Linked DNA regions of Homo sapiens: region 1 is linked to region 2. A link is an interaction called in ENCODE POLR2A ChIA-PET data of the cell type or tissue named here. Cell type or tissue: A673. All regions are shown on one strand. Links, peaks and the distances in the headings refer to the core of each region. The heading gives the core; the rest is flanking DNA.

Region 1 (10,546 bases), core at 1,496-9,495, 74 kb after region 2:
AAGTATATAAAAGCATGATCTTATATTAACTTTTAAAAGAAAAGTTACTATTATTGATATTCCCCTAGTAAGAGGTCCTCTGGCTTCTGCCGAATGGGCGAGAATCTTCAGGGCCCCAAGATCACTATCTCCCAAGCTAAAGCCAAGATTGGATATTATCACGGCTTAAGACCTCCAGGAAAAGTAGAGCCACTCTGTAGGCCAATTTCCACTCAAGGTTATATCCCAGAAGTGAGACCACCAGGATGAGGGTTCAGGCACAGTACAGCTCCATGGACTAGTTTAGCAGTCGTCTTGAAGGAAGTGACTGCCCAAAGAGGCCATCAGCTGACAACTGAATCAGGCCCAGGCTTGTAGCTTCACTCTACACACAGTCTCTTTTGTCAAACCTGAGGCTGGAATCACCCCAAAAACGCATCTCTGCCCCACTGCGCCCCCTTTTAATTAGGCAGTAAGATGGCCTGAGACAGTGGGCCAAGTGGAAATGAAGGTCCTTTCATATCTTTGTGGCTCTACAAAGGTCTGCAATATTTCAACTGCTTGCAGCTGTGTCTTTTGTCAAATACGGCTGTTGGAAAAACCAGCTTCACCCGACTAGACCATGTTCAGGACTTTTATGGTGTCCCCTGGTTCCTGGACTTTCTGTTGGTTGACAACCTATCCTCTGGGAATTGTAGGTGTTTTAGAACCTTTTGGGTAGCCTTTTTTAAAAGACTCAAACCTGTGTAAGTCAGTGACATATTATCTATACAATGTTTTAGGCGACCTGCAAGGCATTCACCCGAACAGCCAGGTCTCTGGCCATCAAGCCAAGGCAGTAGTGGGGTTTTGTGAGCACCCCTGGAGGAAAACCTGAAGGGTCCACTGGGGGCCTCACCGGTGAAGGCAAACATGTCCTGGGACTCTGGGTCTAAGGGTATGTTCAAGAAAGTTTTGTTATAGGACAATCTTTCATATTCCTAAACAAGCAGTTAGTCTTTTGGGGCTAACATTTGGGACCGCAGCATGTGTGGCCAGAGTCACCTTAGTTTTTGGTAATCAACCATCATCCTTCGGGTGCTGTTACATTTTTGCATCGGCCACACAGAGCTGTTGTATGGGTTCTGTGTAGGATGCACAATCCTCACCCTCTTTAGTTTTGGAGTAGCTGCTGTTACCTTTCTGAGTCTTCCTGGGAGACGTGTATCTATACAATCTATCTTGGGTGGGGTCACATACTGACTCTCATTTGGCCTCCCCCTGGAGTGTGGCTCTTATTGCCCTTGCCCAGAGATGGAATTTGTCTGCGTTCCTCTAAAGGCAGCTCCCAGGAGAATGTTTCTCCCCAAACTGTGTTTTGAGACTGATATGTAGACCCACAGTGGGGTAAGAGGAGCATGTCTAATTTGTAACAGGAGGCGTGCTCATCTCGCAAAGGCAGGTGGATGGATCTCTGGATCCACATTTATAAGTCAGGGGCCCAGAAACTGTGAGGATCAGCAGGCATGGAGTACGCTCAGCCCTGGAGCCACCAGAGTCAAAACTCTTTGTTTAGAGGGAACCAATGAATGGCACCACATTGAAGAAAACTTTGCTTTCTTGTCAGTGTAGAGGTGGCGGTGCTCACCACCTTCTGTCCTTGGGTTTTTTTCTAGAGGCAGTGCCCAGGGTTTAGGATTAACCCTAGTGGTAAACTGGCGCTCTGGCTTTAGGGACTTTTAAAAGTCTAAGGAGAATTGTACTGGGCTGTCTATTTTGTTTTTGGACCTGTCTTTAGAAGGTCTTGTCAAATTTGGCTCCTTGACACCCGTTTTGTTGGATCTCCCTTTTTTTCTGGTCTCTTTTCAGGTTCCCTTGTTTTTGCAGCACTCCTCAGCTTAGCTGTGCCGGTCATTGTTTTTACTTCCCCTATTTCAGCCACGAAGCCCCATCCAAGGGACCTAAGATGGGAAACAGTGTCCTTCCATCCAGGTGGAGCAGTCTTGAGGGGCTTACCGTGCATGCTGGCAGTGAACGGGGTGCCATCCGGCCCCTGGAAAGCAGGGGCATAGATAGCCACCCTCACTGTCAATCTGTGCAACAAAGCCTGTGCCTTGTTTATAGGCTTCTATGGTGAAGGACCCCAAGGCATATCCCCTTCGCAGGGCCAGAACGATCCAGTCTCTCAGAGAACAGCCCAGGAGCCATGTAGGTGCTGTCCGACGGAGGAGTGCTGTGACACTGCTAATTTTTTCTGCCTCACCTCCAGACAGAACCAGTGTCTACCCTACCAGACAAGTGCCTAAGGCCTCCTTTAGTTTCTGCCCAGAGTGGCTAACCAGATCAATTAACCCTGGCGAGCCACAGAGTTAACCGGCTCTTACCACCCTTATCAAATCCAAGTTTACCAGGCCAAAGAGCGGTCAAGGCACTCTGATTATCGGTTAGGACACAGAAAGAACTCAGGGGACCTGGGGGACCCGGAGTGCCCAACTTCAGAGGCTTGGTCAGCTCTGCCAAGACCTCAGAAAATGGTGCAGTTTCACCAAGGAAGGGCCAGAGCCCTATCAGGGAACAAAACATTTGGACTATAGGGTTTGCTCAGCAGCTTTTGCCACATAGCTGGGGAGGAAGTAAATGCTATTTTCTTGCACAAGAAAACAAAATGGATTTGTGACTTTTGGCACTTCATTTGTCTTCTTACCCAGAGCTAAATTAGCAATGTATATGACAATCCTAAAACCTTTGAAGGGCAAGAGGGGGTGAGTTCTAGCAGCACAGTGGGGCTGAGCCATAGACAGGGCTGTGACGGGCATTAGCTGTTCCCTGGCCCTGGAGGCCAAGGACCCTGATGGTATGGCCAAGTGCGCAAAGGGGCTCCCCACCACCCTCCGCTCTTTTCTTTGATCATCATCTTATGCTTGTCAGAGGACTTGGTGGGGAGGGGTTGGCTGCAGAGGCACAAAGTGTGGCTGACAAACTCTAAATTCATACCACAGCTGTTGGCATTTAGGGGAAAAATAGGAAAATCAAGTTCTCAAAATAAAAAATTATGTCTACAGAAAGAGTGAGCACTGAATGAGTACCCAACTTTTTTATAGCTTTTCTTTCACTGTTAGATTAGCATTCAACCCTCCACCCATCCCCAGCTAGAATTTGCAAATACGTTTATTTCTGGCAATCCCCACTTTACAGGTGGATTATTTTCCAAAAATCAGCTTATAAATCGCTGTTTAGAACCTAGGGCATTCTTCTCACAGTTACAACCTTGTAACTGGATTTCAGATAGCAACTCTGGCCCATAAATGCTCACTTATGCCCACCATGAAGCTGAACTACAATATTAATGATTGTGTTATCAGTTTTAATGTCTGGAGTAGGGTGCAAGAGGACCTGGGTTAACGGGAGGCAAAGAAAGCAAAAAAGAAAATAGGAGTTTTCTTTGGACAGGAGTAGGGCAAGATGTAGGCAAAATTTTAGAATGGGATGGCATGTGGATTTCACAACTTCCTATCTTTTTCACTACTCTTCCTTCTGAGTATCCCTTTCCTCTCATATTGTCAACCCTCTAGCTGAAGAACTCAACTGGACCTGCTAATGTCTCTAAATGTTTTTGACTCTTTAGCTACACCAAGTGTGAGATGCTGGTATTTCCAGGGAAGGATTCTGATGGCTCTACTTCAGTTGGTCCCACCCTGCCCAGCTCCCAGTGTGCATTTTAAAAAGAGGATACTTTTGGCTGGGCACTGTGGCTGACGCCTATAATCTCAGCACTTTGGGAGGCCAAGGTGGGTAGATTGCTTGAGCCCAGCCTACGCAACAAGGTGAAACAAATGTCTCTACAAAAAATGCAAAAATTAGCTGGCCATGGTAGTGTGTACCTGTAATCCCAGCTACTCGGAAGGCTAAGGCGGGAGGATCTCTTGAGCCTGGGAGGCGGAGTTACAGTGAGCTGAGATCATGCCACTGCACTCCAGCCTGGGGACAGAGATCCTGTCTCAAAAAAAAAAAAAAAAAAAAAAAAAGAAAAGAAAAGAAAAAGAAGATACTTTTTAAAGCAACTGAATTACAGACTGAAGAAGTTTCAGATGTGTGCAGTGCAGAGACCATGTCTTCGGATCAGGGAAGCCCAGAATCTACACTGAAGTCTCATAGCTTGTTCCTACTCTTCAGCTTCTCTGTTCTCTACATTCTAACCCGCAGTTCATTTAAAAGTGGCAGGGGGACATTGGTGGGGGAGGGGAGGGTAGCTGTCCACTTCCATCTGGGGTCTTCAACTTTGGCTGCCTGTGAGACTCTCCTGGGGAGGTTTAAAAATCCAGATACTCACAGTATGCCTCAGCCAGATTCAATCAAGATCTGTTAAAAATCCAGACACCCAGAGAATGCCTCAGCCAGATTCAATCAAGATCTGTTAAAAATCCAGATACCCACAGTATACCTCAGCCAGATTCAATCAAGATCTGTTAAAAATCCAGATACCCAGAGAATGCCTCAGCCAGATTCAATCAAGATCTGTTAAAAATCCAGATACTCACAGTATACCTCAGCCAGATTCAATCAAGAGCTGTTACAAATCCAAATACCCACAGTATGCCTCAGCCAGATTCAATCAAGATCTGTTAAAAATCCAGATACTCACAGTATACCTCAGCCAAATTCAATCAAGATCTGTTAAAAATCCAGATACTCACAGCATACCTCAGCCAGATTCAATCAAGATCTGTTAAAAATCCAGATACTCACAATATACCTCAGCCAGATTCAATCAAGAGCTGTTACAAATCCAAATACCCACAGTATGCCTCAGCCAGATTCAATCAAGATCTGTTAAAAATCCAGATACCCACAGTATACCTCAGCCAGATTCAATCAAGATCTGTTAAAAATCCAGATACCCAGAGAATGCCTCAGCCAGATTCAATCAAGATCTGTTAAAAATCCAGATACTCACAGCATACCTCAGCCAGATTCAATCAAGATCTGTTAAAAATCCAGATACTCACAATTTACCTCAGCCAGATTCAATCAAGAGCTGTTACAAATCCAAATACCCACAGTATGCCTCAGCCAGATTCAATCAAGAGCTGTTAAAAATCCAGATACCCACAGTATACCTCAGCCAGATTCAATCAAGATCTGTTAAAAATCCAGATACCCAGAGAATGCCTCAGCCAGATTCAATCAAGATCTGTTAAAAATCCAGATACTCACAGCATACCTCAGCCAGATTCAATCAAGATCTGTTAAAAATCCAGATACTCACAATTTACCTCAGCCAGATTCAATCAAGAGCTGTTACACATCCAAATAACCACAGTATGCCTCAGCCAGATTCAATCAAGAGCTGTTAAAAATCCAGATACCCACAGTATACCTCAGCCAGATTCAATCAAAGTCTGTTAAAAGTCCAGATACCCACAGTATGCCTCAGCCAGATTCAATCAAGATCTGTAAGGAGACCTCAATCATCAGTGTGTTTTTAAGCTCCCAGGTGACTCCTAGGTGCAGCCAGGGCCAGAAACAGTGATTTACACAGACAACATATTTCTAACTTAGGTGTTTGTGCCTCCTAGAGTTGACCGATGAACTATCAAATTGTCACACAGTTCTCTCACTAGGCTCCTAAGTGTCTGTGTCACAGCCAGTGGCAATTTTAAGTGGTCCAAGGATGAAAGTGTTGAGCAACTAAGACAGAGCCACCTGTGAATCCCAAGAGCTCCCGCTGCCCCAGGATGGGAAACTGTGCTACTCTGCCCTGGCTTCCAATGAGAGGAGTCCAGGATTAAAGGGAAGTTAGCAGCTTCTGTTCTGGGCTCCTCAGAGATTGAGCAGAAGCCAACAGTCATGTGGTACACAGATCTTCAGGGCTTTCCACTTCTCTCCGCGAGTCCTAATAACCTAATCTGGAAAATACTTCCAAAGGTACTGCACACCCCATTTCCCCTCAGTAAACCACAGCCCAAGGGTAAACGTGGCTCAGGCAAGGGCATGCGTGGTGGAGCTAAGACAGAGCTCTGTGAGTGCTGCCAGTGTGAGTTTATGCCCACTAGTCACTTCCCGTGCACTCCGGTGCTGAGGAAGTAAGGAAGAGGCTGCATTGCCACTTAGATCCTGGAAGCACGGAACCTGACAAGCGCAGTGCCAACAGGCAGCCTCTACCCAAGCGGCCTTGTCCTCCACCTTCTGCCTAGAGCAGACACTGACTACAGATGGCTATAGTCCTCACTGCCTGACTCATCATCACATGTGGTCATACTCAGAACAGGGCTTCTAGGCCTGAAAACCTGGCCCACTGAAATGGACGAATACTCCTTATTTAAAATTTAAACACTTATTTCATATGCTGACATGTATTGTGAAATGTGTGCTTTCTGAAACAAGTATAGAGATAAAATTCAGATTTTTTAAAACTGAGCTGCTGACCACAGGCCCAAGCACATCAGGTTCTCTATAGTACTTGCCAAGGGTCATTATTACCATAATGCTAGTGGTACAATAAAGGAAAAACCAGTGTTCCCTCCCTCTTTAAAGTACGGAAACTGAAGCACCGTAAGGGAAAGAAGTTTATCCCAAGACTCCCCCTTCCTTCCTCCCTTATAAACTCCATTTAAAAATATGGAATTAAAGGCCCCACAGAAAGGATCCCACCCACGTTCTCTTTGTTGGTGAGAGAGCCATGGTCAGAACTCAGATCTCCAGACCCCAGGCAAGTGTACCTTCACTAGGCCAGGCAGGCTTTCTACTGGAGCCCCGGGTCTCCAACTGGGAACATAGGAGTCTCATTTTATTTAGAAGGTAAAAAGTTAGTGGAGTTATGCCAGGATGGCTTCAATAAAAAGTGCAAGGGTAGAAAGCATGAACAAAAATAAAAAATATATTTTAAGTAATCTACATTTAAAATACTTTAAGATTCTGGTCTTTTAATGTAAATAGTACTATGTAAAAATATTTCAATACCCCACACTTAACTACCAAAATCATTTTTTAAAAAGATTTCCTGAATTATCAGTGCTACCCCTACTCCCACCCATCCAATCTTATCACTCCCAGACCCCACAACCAACCAGCTTAGCTGTCAGGTTAAGGAACAGAAAAAGCATTCAGTTAAGTAAAAAAAAAAAAAAAAAAAAAAAAAAAGGAAGGAAGGAAGGAAGGAAATAAATCCATATACCCACCATTTAATTGTATACTTGAGGTTTGGTTGACTGACTGTGCTATCATCTAGGAAAATGGTGGAGCAGGAACTGTATTTCCTTGCTATTTGTCCTGGAGGATGCTAGAAAACAACAGCAAGAAGATTAAGGCAATTACACAGGGCTCAGAATTCTTCCAAGAAACATCACCCCCGCTTAACTTGAGATAAGACCACAGAGGAAAAATGTCTTAGCAAGAAATGTCAACATTACCACCAAGAACAGTACAAAAACACTTTATTCATAAAATGAACTTCCTTGCTCTTCCATATATAAAAGTCACCAGGACCACACCTAGTCCCTAACTTCCTGCATCAGGAGAACAGTAAACTCTTGCAATCAAGCATCAAAAAGCATGTTTCAGAGTCCACAAAAATCACCTGCCCCATGGCTTGTATGAAACATGGGATCTACTAAACTAACAAAAGCCTGCAATTTAGATGGTGGCCTGGTTTTACGCACTAAGATCAAGACAAGTGTCCACTGTACCCACTTTCCTTACTCTTGAAATACAGTTGATTTAGGGGCCATGGAAAATGCAGCCAATGTTAATTTAGAATCTCCTGGTTAATCTGCTTGAATTTCAGCAGGTAAAGTTATAATGAAAAAATATTGCTTTGTTAAGGACAAAGTAAGTTTTAAAGGGGAAGATTATCTGATACTTTTGAAAATACAACCAATGAATGACCTTTAGATAGTTCTTTGTGTGGTCTTATGACAGGTTCTTTCATAACTGTACAACTTTTGGGCTCTTTGGAGAACTTTAGAACAGAATTCCTTCTAGAAGGTACTGGTGAAGTAAATAGAATTTATAGCACACACTGATGACACCTAGTTGAACACTAAATAGATTTCTGGCAACAATCGGGCAATATGATTAGTACACATCAATCTGGATAGTTCCTGATCAAAAGCAAACTAGAAAAAAAGTTAAATTATGCAAACAAGTTTCCACGTGCCTGATGCTATGTTGAATGTCTAAGTGTCATTTTCAGCAACAAAAAAACTTAATAATCCCTTGGGGATCACAATGTCTTCTGCCTGACCTGCCCGCCTGCAACACACCCTGGGTGTACACAGTTCACAAATTTAGTAAAGGAAGCCTCAACGTTAGAGACCAAATGCCCTGTTCAATATCTTAAAATTTATTTCTCATTTAATAAGGTTTCCTCAGTAATAAAGTAAGGAAAATGTGAGGCAGTCTGAGAAATATATAAACAATGTTATAAACAGAATCTCTTCTCAAAACTAGATAACAAATGATACTAGTTACTTCTTTGGGGTTCCAATTTCTTAAATCACAGTTAGCACTGCGCTGCTGAAGCATCCTGACCCTCGGAGCCCTAGTCTCACATCAACAGCAAACAGGTTAGAAGGAAAGAACCACAACCAGGAAAATTCAGAAGCTGAGGCCTCTCCCCAGGGTTCTTTCCTTAGGCTTACACTCTCAAGTGCCTATGTGGGGACAGGGCATAGAGAACGCTTGTGAAATTCAAGTCTGAAGTCAAATGTCAGTTTTCACATGGCATTTAACATCTATCAAATGAATCACATTTCATTAAGAAAATCCAGACATTTAAACCAATTCTCTTCCTCTTTTTAAACTCTTGTAGAATCACATGTAAGTCACAGAAGACGCACTAAAGCCTCAGACTCTAATAACAGCTATTACCATAGGTGATAAACTAAAAATGCTTAAGGAATTTTTCCTACAGATGTAAAATCTACTACAAACAAAAAATCTATGTTTAACACAGATACCATATTTAACATTAAAAGTCAGTAATTAATTAAATTTTTTCTGGTGTTAATAAACTTTTAGAGATATGGGATAACTTTAGAAATCCCAACAATGAAGGAAAAGGACAATAATATTTCATTTGTGTTTCTTGTGGGTTTCAATTGTTTCCTCTGATGCAAACTCCTTCCAGATTAAAATGTAACAGGGCTTGCAAAGAATAAATGGTTTCCCTAAGAAAATATAAGCCACAAAGTCAGGGAAAGAAGAGTGATGCACGGGGTCATGGGAACCCTCAGAATACAGAGAATGTCCCATCATAATCTAGGAAGTAACCTTTGTGAGTTGACAGGGAGGGCACCACCCCTCTGTGTGCACCATCCCTAAGGTTCAGAGGGTTAACTCAAAGCCAGCCACACAAAGGGACCCTGCCCTGGCCTGAGGACTGCCCCACCTGCGGGTCTGAGCACCCCAGAACTAAGGGCTGATCTGCCAAAGCCCTCGATCCCAGGGGGATGCCAACCCAGCTTTTAAACTATTTAATAACTTCGAAACTGAATAAAGATCCCAAGTATTGAGTTATAAAGATTTTAGTTTCAGAGTATCTCAACACTCTAAAGACCATTTAGGCACTAAGTCATTTATTGACTGTCAGGACTACAAGACTCATAGAATGTGAACTTCTCTTGATCTGAACCCCACATCACTAAAAAGCCGAAATAGCTGTAATCCTTCTACTAGAAATGCTCTTGACCCCAGGGTTGTCTCTGTTTTTTTTTTTTTTTTTTTTTTGAACTGGTCCTCTCAGGGTGTGGTGGAGGAAAGTACAACACCTCCTGCTGTGTGGTACCATCCAACAACTGACTGATGCTCGGCCTCTGGAAGCAGCAGAGGTGTATCACTCACAGAACAGAGCATTCTAATTCGATAGTTTTCATAAGCACACGTGTGTCAGGTAGTTCTCAGTGTCACTCAAAATATTTTTGTTAATGTATTGCTCCATGATTCTGAAACACTGGTATGCTTGTACATGTGCGTGCACATGCACACACAGACCCTCCCACTTAGGTTCCCATCTTTGCTAGTAAATGACACAGCAAAGTGATGTGCTGGAGAAACAGCAGGGCATGACTCTTGGTAGTTAATCTGACTTGGACATAACTAGCTGCGTGGCCTGGGCAAGTTACCTGGCCTCCCTCTCTGCCCCTCAGTTTCCTCAGCTGTAAAACAGAGATGAAAATGACAGACCCTACCTCATGGGTCTATCAGAAGGAGTGCATGAATTAGTATTTGTAAAGCACCTTGAGCAGGGCGAGTGTGTGGGAAGCACCTGCAGGTAATCGTTAAGTAGAAACTGCGTTAAACAGGTCAAAAAAGCAACAGGGATGTTCTTTATGCCTAATGCCTGCAACATTTTGGAAAACCATAAAAGGAAATGTCTAAGGCAATGTTTTACTTGCAAAGGATGGGCATCACCCTATAAACAATTTAGAAAGATTGTCCCAAATACAGTAAGTGTCTTGGTGAGAGCGCAGATACTACAGAGTTAACCACGAACTGCTTAGAAGGGGAGCCTGATGAGTGAGAAGCCCAATTATGAATTATTCTAAAGAAATAAAATTTATATCTTTGAAATAATGTGAACCTTACAGAT
Region 2 (10,546 bases), core at 1,374-9,373:
GAGTGCAGTGGCATGATCTCGGCTCACTGCAACCTCCGCGTCCCAGGTTCAAGCAATTCTCCTGCCTCAGCCTCCCGAGTAGCTGGGACTACAGGCACACGCCACCACGCCCAGCTAATTTTTTTATTTTTAGTAGAGATGAGGTTTCACCATGTTGGCCAGGATGGTCTCAATCTCTTGACCTCATGATCTGCCCGCCTCGGCCTCCCAAAGTGCTGGGATTACAGGTGTGAGCCACCACGCCTGGCCTTCTTCTTGTCGTTCATACTTCTTTCACATGGTCCATTTTTTGTGTGTGTACAGGGCTGGCCTTTTTTGGCATGGCCAACCAACTGGAGTGGTTCTTTCTCTTTGCTCAGTGAATGAAGCAGTCACAACACACCAGAGGCTATTTCTCATGTCTCGAACCCTTCCTGATTCAACGTTCCCTGGCATGGGATGTTCACTGTCAACCATTCGGTCCTGACCTCTCTGTGTCCACAGCCCTTTCCAAAGCCTAGGGCTCCCGATGGCCAGACATTTGTCCAAATCTTAATTATCTGCAAAAGTGTGTTGCACTATTTCTCTGATGGAACAGATTCCATGACCCGCTGAGGCCTTCCAAGAGCACAGCTCCCCAGCAATCAGTGGCAGCACCCCTGAATGGAGGGTGCTTGTCCCACGAGCGCTAACACCCACAGGCAATGCACTGCCAGCCGGAGTTCTTCTGTGCTTTGCAACCAGCATTTCACAAATGGCAGCACTGTATGTTTGCAGGGAGGTCCTCTCTGCTTGGAAGCAGTGCAGGCTTTGCTTTTTCAAAATTTTAAGTTATCGTGTTTTATTCTCTTTGTTGTATATACCATTGAAGAAGTTAGTCTTTTTAAATTGACACATGATAATTGTACATAGTTATGAGTACAGTGTGATGTTCCAATACACGTATAGACTGTGTAATGATCAAATTGGGATAATTAGCATATCCAGCATCTCAAATACTTACCATTTCTTTGTGATGGGAACATTCAAAATCCTCTCCTCTAGCTATTTTGAAATATAGAACACATTATTGTTAACTATGTCACCCCACTATGTGACAGCACATGAGGACTTATTAAGAAAGCTTTCTTCTTACATTCTTTTTTTCTAAGTAGTAAAAGTAGATGGAGGAGGCCAGGCCCGATGGCTCACACCTGTAATCCCAGCACTTTGGGAGGCCGAGGCAGGCAGATCACCTGAGGTCAGGAGTTCGAGACCAGCCTGGCCAACATGGTGAAACCCCATCTCTATGAAAAATATGAAAATTAGCTGGGCACGGTGGTGCCCACCTGTAATCCCAGCTACTTGGGAGGCTGAGGCAGGAAAATCGTCTGAACCTGGGAGGCGGAGGTTGCAGTGAGCCAAGATCATGCCACTGCGCTCCAGCCTGGGTGACAGAGTGAGACTCTTTCTCAAAAAAAAAAAAAAAAAGTAAATGATTGTTTTCCTTCCCTTCTGGATAACAGGCAGGCAGCTTACGGACCCTGGGTAGGGCCTCCTGCCTCAACACACCTATGCCTCTTGTCTAACATCAAATATTAAATACTTGAGGTCTTCTGGCTTTTAAGGGTGATAAAAATTAAAATCTCTGGGAGAGGCAACTCACTACGTCTTATCAGTCATCTTTACTATGGTGTGAGTTAGAAACACTGCTCCTGGAAGCAGGCCTTTCTGTGAAGGTAAGGGCCTGGGGTGGAGAAGGGGGCCAATGGGATGTCACGGATATTTTCCCATGCTGCAGAGCTCCAGCATCACACAGAGCAAGGCCAAATTCAGGATTAGTGAGTCCTCATATCGACCTCCTGTTCATTTTTACGTTTTAGACAATAACTGAAAGAAGGAAGGAAAGGGAAAGAAAGAGAGAGAGAGGAAGGAAGGGAGGGAGGGAGGAAGGAAGGAAGGAGGGAAGGAAGGAAGGAAGGAAGGAAGGAAGGAAGGAAGGAAGGGAAGGAAGGAAGGAAGGGAAGGAAGGAAGGGCGGGAGGGAGGGAAGGAAGGAAGGGTTGGGGGAAGGGAGGGAGGGAAGGAAGGAAGGAAAGAAGGAAGGAAGCAGGGAGGGAGGGAGAAAAGAGGAGAGGAAGGAAGAGAAGAGAGGAAGGGAGGGGAGGGAACAGAGATACAGGCAGCTGTGATCATGGTGACTTCAGCATCAGATGATTAGTCTTGTTAAGAGAGAGGAACTAGTCCACGTTTTCCCTCTGTGTGTTCTCTTTGTTCTCTGCCGTGAAATATTAGAAGAGGGAATGAAGGAATTCAATCCATTTTAAAACTCACAACTGTTAGATGCCAACCCTCCAAACATTCACAGCCACTTTGATTCAGGACGAGGTTTGTTCCAAATGCGGATATATTCAGAAGGGCCAGACAGTAGTGTCTTGAAGCACAGGCGACAGCTAATTTATCTCTGAGCTAATGTCCCACCCTGTGGGACAATTTGTTTTGTTTGGTTTGGTTTGGTTTTTTAGAGACAGGGTCTTCCTCTGCCGCCTATCATCACTCAGGCTGGAGTGCAGTAGCCCAATCACAGCTCACTGCAGCCTCAAGCTCCTGAGCTGAAGCAATCTGCCTGCCTTAGCCTGAGTAGCTGGGACCACAGGCACACACATCACCATGCCTTGCTAATTTACTTATTTATTTTTGTAGAATAGGGGTCTCACTATGTTACCCAGGCTGGTCATGAACTCCTGGCCTCAAGCAATCCTCGTTTGGCCTCCCAGAGTGCTGGGATTACAGGTGTGAGCCACTGCGCCCAGCTGCACCAGCAATTTGAAAGACAGGTGATCTCGGGAGGTCTTTTTAATTCAAATTTTCTCTTAAGGAACACAAATGAAAGGAAGGTAGGGTACATTCCATTTTGTTTGCTGCAATGCAGTGGCTATGGCCTGGATCTCCACGGAAACCAGCAATGCAATTACCAAGCTCTATTTCCAGATGAAAGCAAAGACAAACAACAAAGTAGGAAAATTAAGTATGAGAAAAACGGACAACAGCTTCAAATCGACTGGGTGAAGGGACAGAGTTGGATCTGGTGGCACCACTGTCGTAAGGATCACTTTTATACCCATGAGTGTGATCTGGGTCCCCCGTGAGCCACCAACCCTGGTGGGTGCACATGCACTTCACTTCTGTGTTCGATGGTCAAGGCCACCCAGCCGGTGAGGGGAAAAACTGGGCCTGACATGGACGCTCCCCACCCCATATGCCACAGAAGTGTGACGGCCTCAGCCTAAAGAGGACCCATTCTGTGAGGCAGCTACAGGAGAAAATGGAAGGAGCCTTTTGCTTTTGCTTTTCTGTTGTTCTGTTTTTCACTTCCCTAAAGGAAGGAATGAGAGTTTATTATTGAGTGTTTCTGAAAAGGAATGAGAGTGGCCTTCAACAATAACACACTGAGCATCTGCAGTGTGCCGGACAATGTGTCGGGACTGCGAACAGGTAAGACGCAGGCTTTCCCCTGTAGGAGAGGGAGGCAGTTGAGTGTACTTCCAACAGCAAGAACAGTGACCAGCTTCCCATGTCCCCAGAGGCAGAAGACATGGCCGCATAACAATAGTGAATAGTAAGGTCTATAATAGAGTATGAAGAGAGCAAGAAGGAGACAACTAGGGCTGTTTTCCTTCTTGAAGTATTAGCGCTTAGCCTTACAAAGGTTGAGGGAGCTGCATAGTCATCCCTGCTAGTCCAAGTGTCTACATGCCCCCCACGCTAGGGTCTGCCGGAACCCACGGAATTGGAAATCTAGTGGAAACTCATGTTAACGTTACAGAAGACCTCCTTTGGGGTTCCAGTTAGGCTTGTCCCACAGTGGCCACCCCGTTTTTCTACCCATTCTCCAAGCAAGTGGTGAGCTATGAGTGCACTCACACGATGAAGAATGGTATTTGCATTACACACACACGCCTGTGGGTGAGGTAAGTTAGAGAGAAGAAAATAAGTCTCTGTGAGATTTCACAACTGCCTAACACCACGCAGGCTGTAGATGACAAGGCTGGGATTCTATCCCAATTGATTTGACTCCGAAGTCCATATTCTTCCCACTTGACACAAAGAAGCCACTGGGAGACCCAGGGAGAGCGTCATGGAGAAGCTCTCATTGTCAGGCAAGACTATAAGAGACAATCTTTGAGAAGTTGCTTCTCCTTTCTGGAACAAGCTAAGATCTACAGCAGGCATGCTGGCAAGCAACTTCAATCTTTCTTGGAAAGAGCTGGCATAAGAAAACTCAACGGATGATTAAAAGGCAACACAGAGCCCTTCTTGTTAGCTCAGTTTGGGTTTATGAAAAGACTCTGTTAGGGTAATCCATTCTAATCCCAACACTACCTCCAGGCAATTTCCTTGGGAAATGGGACTGAATTTTAAAAGATTAAATGTGTGTATATAAAGCATATATATAAATGATTTTCCCAAGGGGTGGCTCCTCTCTCATCCTAAGTGAGGCCTTGCTGGCTTAACTATAACGAGTGCGAATCACCCTGAACACTAATCCTTTTCCTTTTTCAAGACGTATTCTTCATAATGTGAGCGCACTCATAGCTCACTACTTGCCTGAAGAATGGTAGAAAGTGGGGTGGCAGCTGCAGTATAAGCCTAACTGGAACCCCAAAGGAGATCGCTAGTCCCATGTCTTCTGTAATGTTAACAATGAATCTCCACTAGATTTCCAATTCTGTGGGTTCCGGTGGACCCTAGGAGGGGCTTATGTAGACACTTGAACATAGCAGGGATGACTAAGCAGCTACCTCAAACTTTGTAAGGCTAAGCACTAATACTTCAAGATGGAAAACAGCCAACAAGAGCTTAATGATTTATTGGATTCAAAAATGGAGAGGCAAACATTTAAGGAAAATACAACATGACACATGTCTTTTAATCTTTTAATCTCTGTGCGTGTGTTCTGTATTTCAACCCTATTTGAGCTTCTTAAGACCAATGTCGAATCTGTTAAAGTGTTTTCCTGTCACCTAGGTTAATGCCCAAGGATAGTGTACTTAATAAATTTATGTTGATAAAAATCACCTTGCAAATATCTGTGTGGAATTTTTCTTTTTAATTTAAAACAGTAGATATAGATGTTATTTCCTGATTGGCCGGTTTTATGTATTTTGAAGTTTTGTTATCAGGTGCGTACGTATTAAGATTTGCATGGCTTCTTGATGAATTGACCTTTTTATCATTATGAAATGTCCCTCTTCATCTCTAGTAATATTTCTTATCCTGAAGTATATTTTTCTGAATCAATGTAATGATTCCACTCATTATATTTGTTTTCTTTTAAATCCTTTACCATATTTAGAATAACTGGTCTAAAGTTCCTCATCTGTAAATTCCATCATCTAGATCTATTATTTCTGAATCTATTTATACTGACTGATTTCTTTCCTTATTATGGGTCACATTTTCTTGTTTCTTAATCTGTCTAGTTGTTTTTATTGCATGCTGAACATTATATGTGTTATGTTGTTGAATGTCTTGATTTTATCTTCCTTTAAACAGTGTTAAATTTTGGTTTGGCAGGCAGTTAAGTTGTTTGTGTATTACTTTGGTCTTTCCCAGGCTAATTTTAAGCTTTGTTAAAACGGGTCTAATTTAGCCCTACTATCAGGGTTTTATATTTCCTGAGTCTTGACTGAATTTCTCAGGTGTTTAAGAAGATCTCCCAACTGTAGCTAGTCAGAACTTAAATATCTCCTTGCCCTGTGTGAGACTTAGAATTGTTCAGCTTAAAGCTTCCACTCAAAGCTGTTCATTTCCTGACTTAGAAAGTTCCATGCTTTGCATGCACAGTTTAATATTCAGCCCAAGACTCAAGAGGACTTCGACGTAGATTTCTGGAGTTCTGCATAGCTTCCTCCTCTCTGTGTCTCGCCCTACACACCTCAGCTGTGCCAACCTCCCTAATCTCTGATCTGTGGCTTCTCAACTCAGTGAGACCCCTCTGCCCTACCTGGATACTTCCTGGATGCCATTCAAAAAGTGCCTCCAGGTAAAAGCTCAAACTATCATAGGACTTACTTCATTTCTTTCCATTGTGTCAGAGAGCATGATCCTTTGCTGCCTGTTTTCAATAGCCGAACATTATTGCTTCCCATATTTTGTCTAGTTTTTTAAGTTATTTGCAGTGGGACGTCTAGTCCAGTACTATTTATTCTATCTTGGCCATGAGCAGAAACCTCTGCCTGATCATCTGCATCAACCTCGATCCCAGTTTACCTTTACCCTGGGGATGCAGAGATATAGTAAGATACTTCCTCCCATGAATCTGTAATCTGTCTTTGCTATATGAAGATGTGTGCTTGCCTCTCTGCAAGCAACCTGAAATAAAATATTCTAACCAGGCCATGAAAATGATAAAGTCAACCTGGACATGATCATGTATGGGGCAGATTGTGTACACTTAGGAAAGAAACAAAAATGAAAAGTAAGAGAAAGGAAGAGCTGGAAAACCAAGGAGAAGAGAAGGAAGAAGAAAAAAAAATCACAAAAACAATAATGCCATGATCTGAATGTTTATGTGCTCCCCAAATCCATATGTTGAAATCCTAACCCCCAAGGTGATGTGATATGAGGAGGTGGGGCCTTTGGGAGGTGATCAGGTCATGAGGGTGGGGCACTTATGAATGGGATTGGTGCCCTTATCAAAGAAGCTCTGGAGAGCTGCCCTGCCTCTTCTGCCATGTGAGGACACAGCAAGAAGTTGCTGGGTCTAGGAACCACGAAACACCCTCACCAGACACTGAATCTGCTGATGCTTTGACTTTGGACTTCCCAGCCCCCAGAACTGTGAGAAGTAAATTTCTGTTGCTTATAAGTCACCCAGTTCATGGTATTTATTAAATAGCAGCCTGAATGAACTAGGACAAAGAACAGACATGGAAAATGAACTAGAATTTTAACTCTCCATGACTTAAGTTTTACAAAAGAATAAGACTCTGCTTCCAGCCCTGTGGCTCTCCAGAAATGCTGTGGGCATTGAGACATGGATTAGAAATAGAAACCAAAATATTTCTGTTTTCATTCATTGAGTTTTCTCCCATTTGCAAGGAAAAGCATGCTTATGATAAGAAATCCTTATACTAGCAAGAGTAAACTATTGCTTTTCTCAGTGACAAAGGTTGTTTTGTTCTATTTTTTTTTAATCTTGCATGCCATACTGTTTATTACCTCCCATTTTCAATTATTATTATTATTATTATTATTATTATTATTATTTTGACAGGATCTTGCTCTGTCACCCAGGCTGGAGTGCCATGGTGCAATCATGGCTCACCGCAGACCCAATCTCTTGGGCTCAAGCAATCCACTTGCCTCAGCCTCCTGAGTAGCTGGGACCATAGGCACGTGCCACCATGCCTGGCTAATTTTTAAAATTTGTGTCGAAATGGGGTCTTGCTATGTTGCCCAGGCTGGTCTCAAACTCCTGGGCTCAAGAAATCCTCCTGCCTCAGCCTCCCAAAGTGCTGGGATTACAGGCGTGAGCCATCACAGCCAGCCTGCCTTCTATTTTTCAATAAATAAACTATAAACTTGGGGCTCTCAGCCTTTACAGGTGAGGAAACATCTTGGTAATTCAACACCTAATTCTCCCCCATGCCTGAAATTCCTCTCACAATGCAGGCATTACACCCCTGTCTCTGTGAGAGACGTCATGAGGCACAGAGAATAAAACCCCTCACCATGTCTTCTGTAATGAGGGTAACATACTGTCCATTTCTTTATGAAGAATCCCCTCTCTTCCCTTCAGATTGCAAATCAAAACTTGATGGCCTCCTATGATTGTGAAAATATTTTAACTTAACAACTGAAACAAATATAAAGTTCTCAAAGGAAGCAGTGAATTTTGGCACTGGAATGAAAGTAGGTATAGAGTGCTGGAGAGTCCAAAGAGTTGAGCCTGTTTCTAAAGCTGGGCCGGGTGCAGTGGCTCACACCTGCAATCCCAACACTTAGGGAGGCTGAGACTGGAGGATCACTTGAGCCCAGGAGTTTGACAGCAGCCTGTGCAACATGGCAAAGCTCCACCTCTACAAAAAATACAAATAAAAAGAAATTAGCCAGTGTGGTGGTGCATGCTTGTCATCTCAGCTACTCAGGAGGCTGAGGTGGGAGGATCACTTGAGCCCAGGAGGTCGAGGCTACAGTGAGCCATGATCATGCCATTGCATTCCAGCCTGGGTGACAGAGCAAGACTCTGTCTTAAACAACAAACAAACAAAAACAAAAACAAAAAACAGCAACAACAACAAAAATAAAATACTTGAGCTGAGCTGATTGATACAGCTACTGCACTGTAGCTCCATTAGCTTCTGCAGCAAAATGCCTTCCTCTGTGCAGTTTATGACATCAATAAATAATTGACCCTAAAAGCAACAGGTGTGGAGTTCTTCCTTCTATTTCTAACTTCTTACTTAGCTGTTAAAAAACAAAACCCATGCTGTTGCCAGAGTGATCAAAAACAGAAGGTCTTTTTCTGACAAAAGACAGATGGGTTGAAATTAACTGTGCCTTTGTTTATGTCATTTTGGTTTTGGCTCAGTTTGTTGTTGTTGTTTTTTAAGCTCTTATTCAATGAAAGCCTTAGCAATGAACTGAAACAGGATGGAAATTGCAGGGCATTTCTACCATTTCTCAGGAACAACCAAACTCTAAAAGCAGTTGCTTTCTGTTTCTCTCTCTTTTCTGTTAAATTGGATACTGAGGCAAACCAGGAGCTGAAGATATCCAAAGTTCTCTCAGAGTACAGCACTTTCAATATGGCCATTGGGAGCCATTATTTAAGGGAGCAAGGACAGGATATGCATGAGCTTCTGACAGTAACTACACAGATATGCTTCTTCTCTTTGGAGCTGAGAGGAGAAAAGGATGGTTTCGGGCAAGAATTCCTTTCAGCCCCCACAGGAGGTCATTTTCTGTTCCTGCACTTACAGCTCCATCCACCATTTTCCTTAGTGTAAGGGGGGGCAGCTCAGAAGGAGTTAACAGCAACTTGGGAGGCTGAAGCAGGAGGATTGCTTGAGCCCAGAGTTCAAGACCAGCCTGGGCAACATAGCAAGACCTCCATCTCTACAAAAAATAGAAAAACAAGTTAGCCAGGCGTGGTAGTACATGCCTGTAGTCCCAGCTACTCAGGAGGCTGAGGCAGGAGGATTGCTTGAGCTCAGGGGTTCAAGGCTGCAGTGAGCTATGACCATGCCACTGTACTCCAATCTGGGCAACAGAGGGAGAACTTGTCTCTTAGGAAAAAAAAATGTGGTAACACTCGCTGATTCTGGGGCTGGTAGCAGATACAGGAGCCAGTCGAGACCTGAGGGGTGGGGTGTGTGTCCTGATCCACACACTCACAATGAGGATGTGCCCAGAGCCAGGGTGGGCCTGGGCCTGCTGTTGGGTGGAGCCCTAACTAGGAATGGTCCTGGGACCTCAAGGAGCCCTGCACGCCGGGCCACATTGTACTGGGCCCCATCTTCCTTCATGTGAGCCTTGCCTTCTTTCTGTTCCCTGACTGCCACTCTAAAGTGCAACCTAGAGAGGGAGACAGCTCAGATGACCTTAGCTATGACAACACCAGCAACTGACAGAGATGGAGAGGGAGGGGTGTTCTCTTCAGATGGAGAGGTACATGCAGAAAGAAAACCACATGGCTGGCTGGGTGCAGTGGCTCAAGCCTATAATCCCAGCCCTTTGGGAGGCCAAGGCAGGTGGATCACCTGAGGTCAGGAGTTCAAGACCAGCCTTGGCCAACATGGTGAAACCCCATCTCTACTAAAAATACAAAAAATTAGCTGGGTGTGGTGGTGGGCACCTGTAATCGCAGCTACTCGGGAGGCTAAGGCAGGAGAATTGCTTGAACCTGGGAGGTAGAGGTTGCAGTGAGCCTACATCGTGCCACTGCACTCCAGCCTGGGCAACAGAGTGAGACTCCATCTCAAAAAAAAAAAAAAGAAAAGAAAAGAAAAAGAAAACCACATGGCCACGGCCACCTAAGTATTTGTAGTCTCAGGAGAGAGGACAGAGAGAGAGAGAGAGAGAGAGAGAGAGAGAGAGAGAGAGAGAGAGAGAGAGAGAGAGACAGACAGAACTCCCAGACAGAACTGGTTGATTCAGAGAGGACTTCGGAAATCACTGGCTTGACTCCTTCAGACATCAAGAGCAAAAATGAAGCTGAGAAAAGTGCTGTAGGCTGAACAAGTCCCCCCAACATTCATCTGCTAACGTCCTAACCCACAGAACCTCAGAACGTGCCTATATTTGGAGACAGGGTCTTTTAAGAGGTAATGAAGCTAAAATGAGCCCATTAGGGTGAGCCCTAATACAATCTGACTGGTGTCCTAAGAAGAAGAGATTACGACCAGAGAGAGACACCAGGGAGGTGCGTGCACAGGGAAGATGCTACAGGCACCGGGGGAAGCCGCCATCTGCGAACCAAGGAGAGAGTCCTCGGGAGAGACCAACGGTGCCCACACCTTTGTCTCGGCTTTCTGGCCTCCAGGACAGTGAGAGGGTGTTTCTGCTGCAGAAGACGCCCAGTC

Evidence for each region. Peaks named below come from ENCODE experiments on the same cell type or tissue, not always from the same donor. Only the 100,000 strongest peaks of a DNase experiment are listed, where the experiment ranks them.
Region 1: POLR2A ChIA-PET joins it to region 2 with 16 read pairs; 3 of 35 experiments call an interaction of 5 or more read pairs at or near these places.

What each region holds. Positions count from the first base shown.
Region 1 is chr10:35,513,214-35,523,759 of GRCh38, reverse strand. CCNY (cyclin Y) reads right to left here. Exons shown (of 10, transcript NM_145012.6): 4 at 7,137-7,237. Among named protein-coding and RNA genes, the nearest start is that of GJD4, 87 kb to the left of the region's middle. RefSeq lists enhancers at 5,415-5,915, 5,916-6,416. In A673, for the core only: no CTCF peak of the experiment used is centred there; no DNase peak of the experiment used is centred there.
Region 2 is chr10:35,586,895-35,597,440 of GRCh38, reverse strand. No RefSeq gene overlaps it. Among named protein-coding and RNA genes, the nearest start is that of GJD4, 13 kb to the left of the region's middle. RefSeq lists an enhancer at 2,524-3,166. In A673, for the core only: no CTCF peak of the experiment used is centred there; DNase peaks (open chromatin) are centred at 1,770 and 2,110; H3K27ac peaks cover 2,263 bases.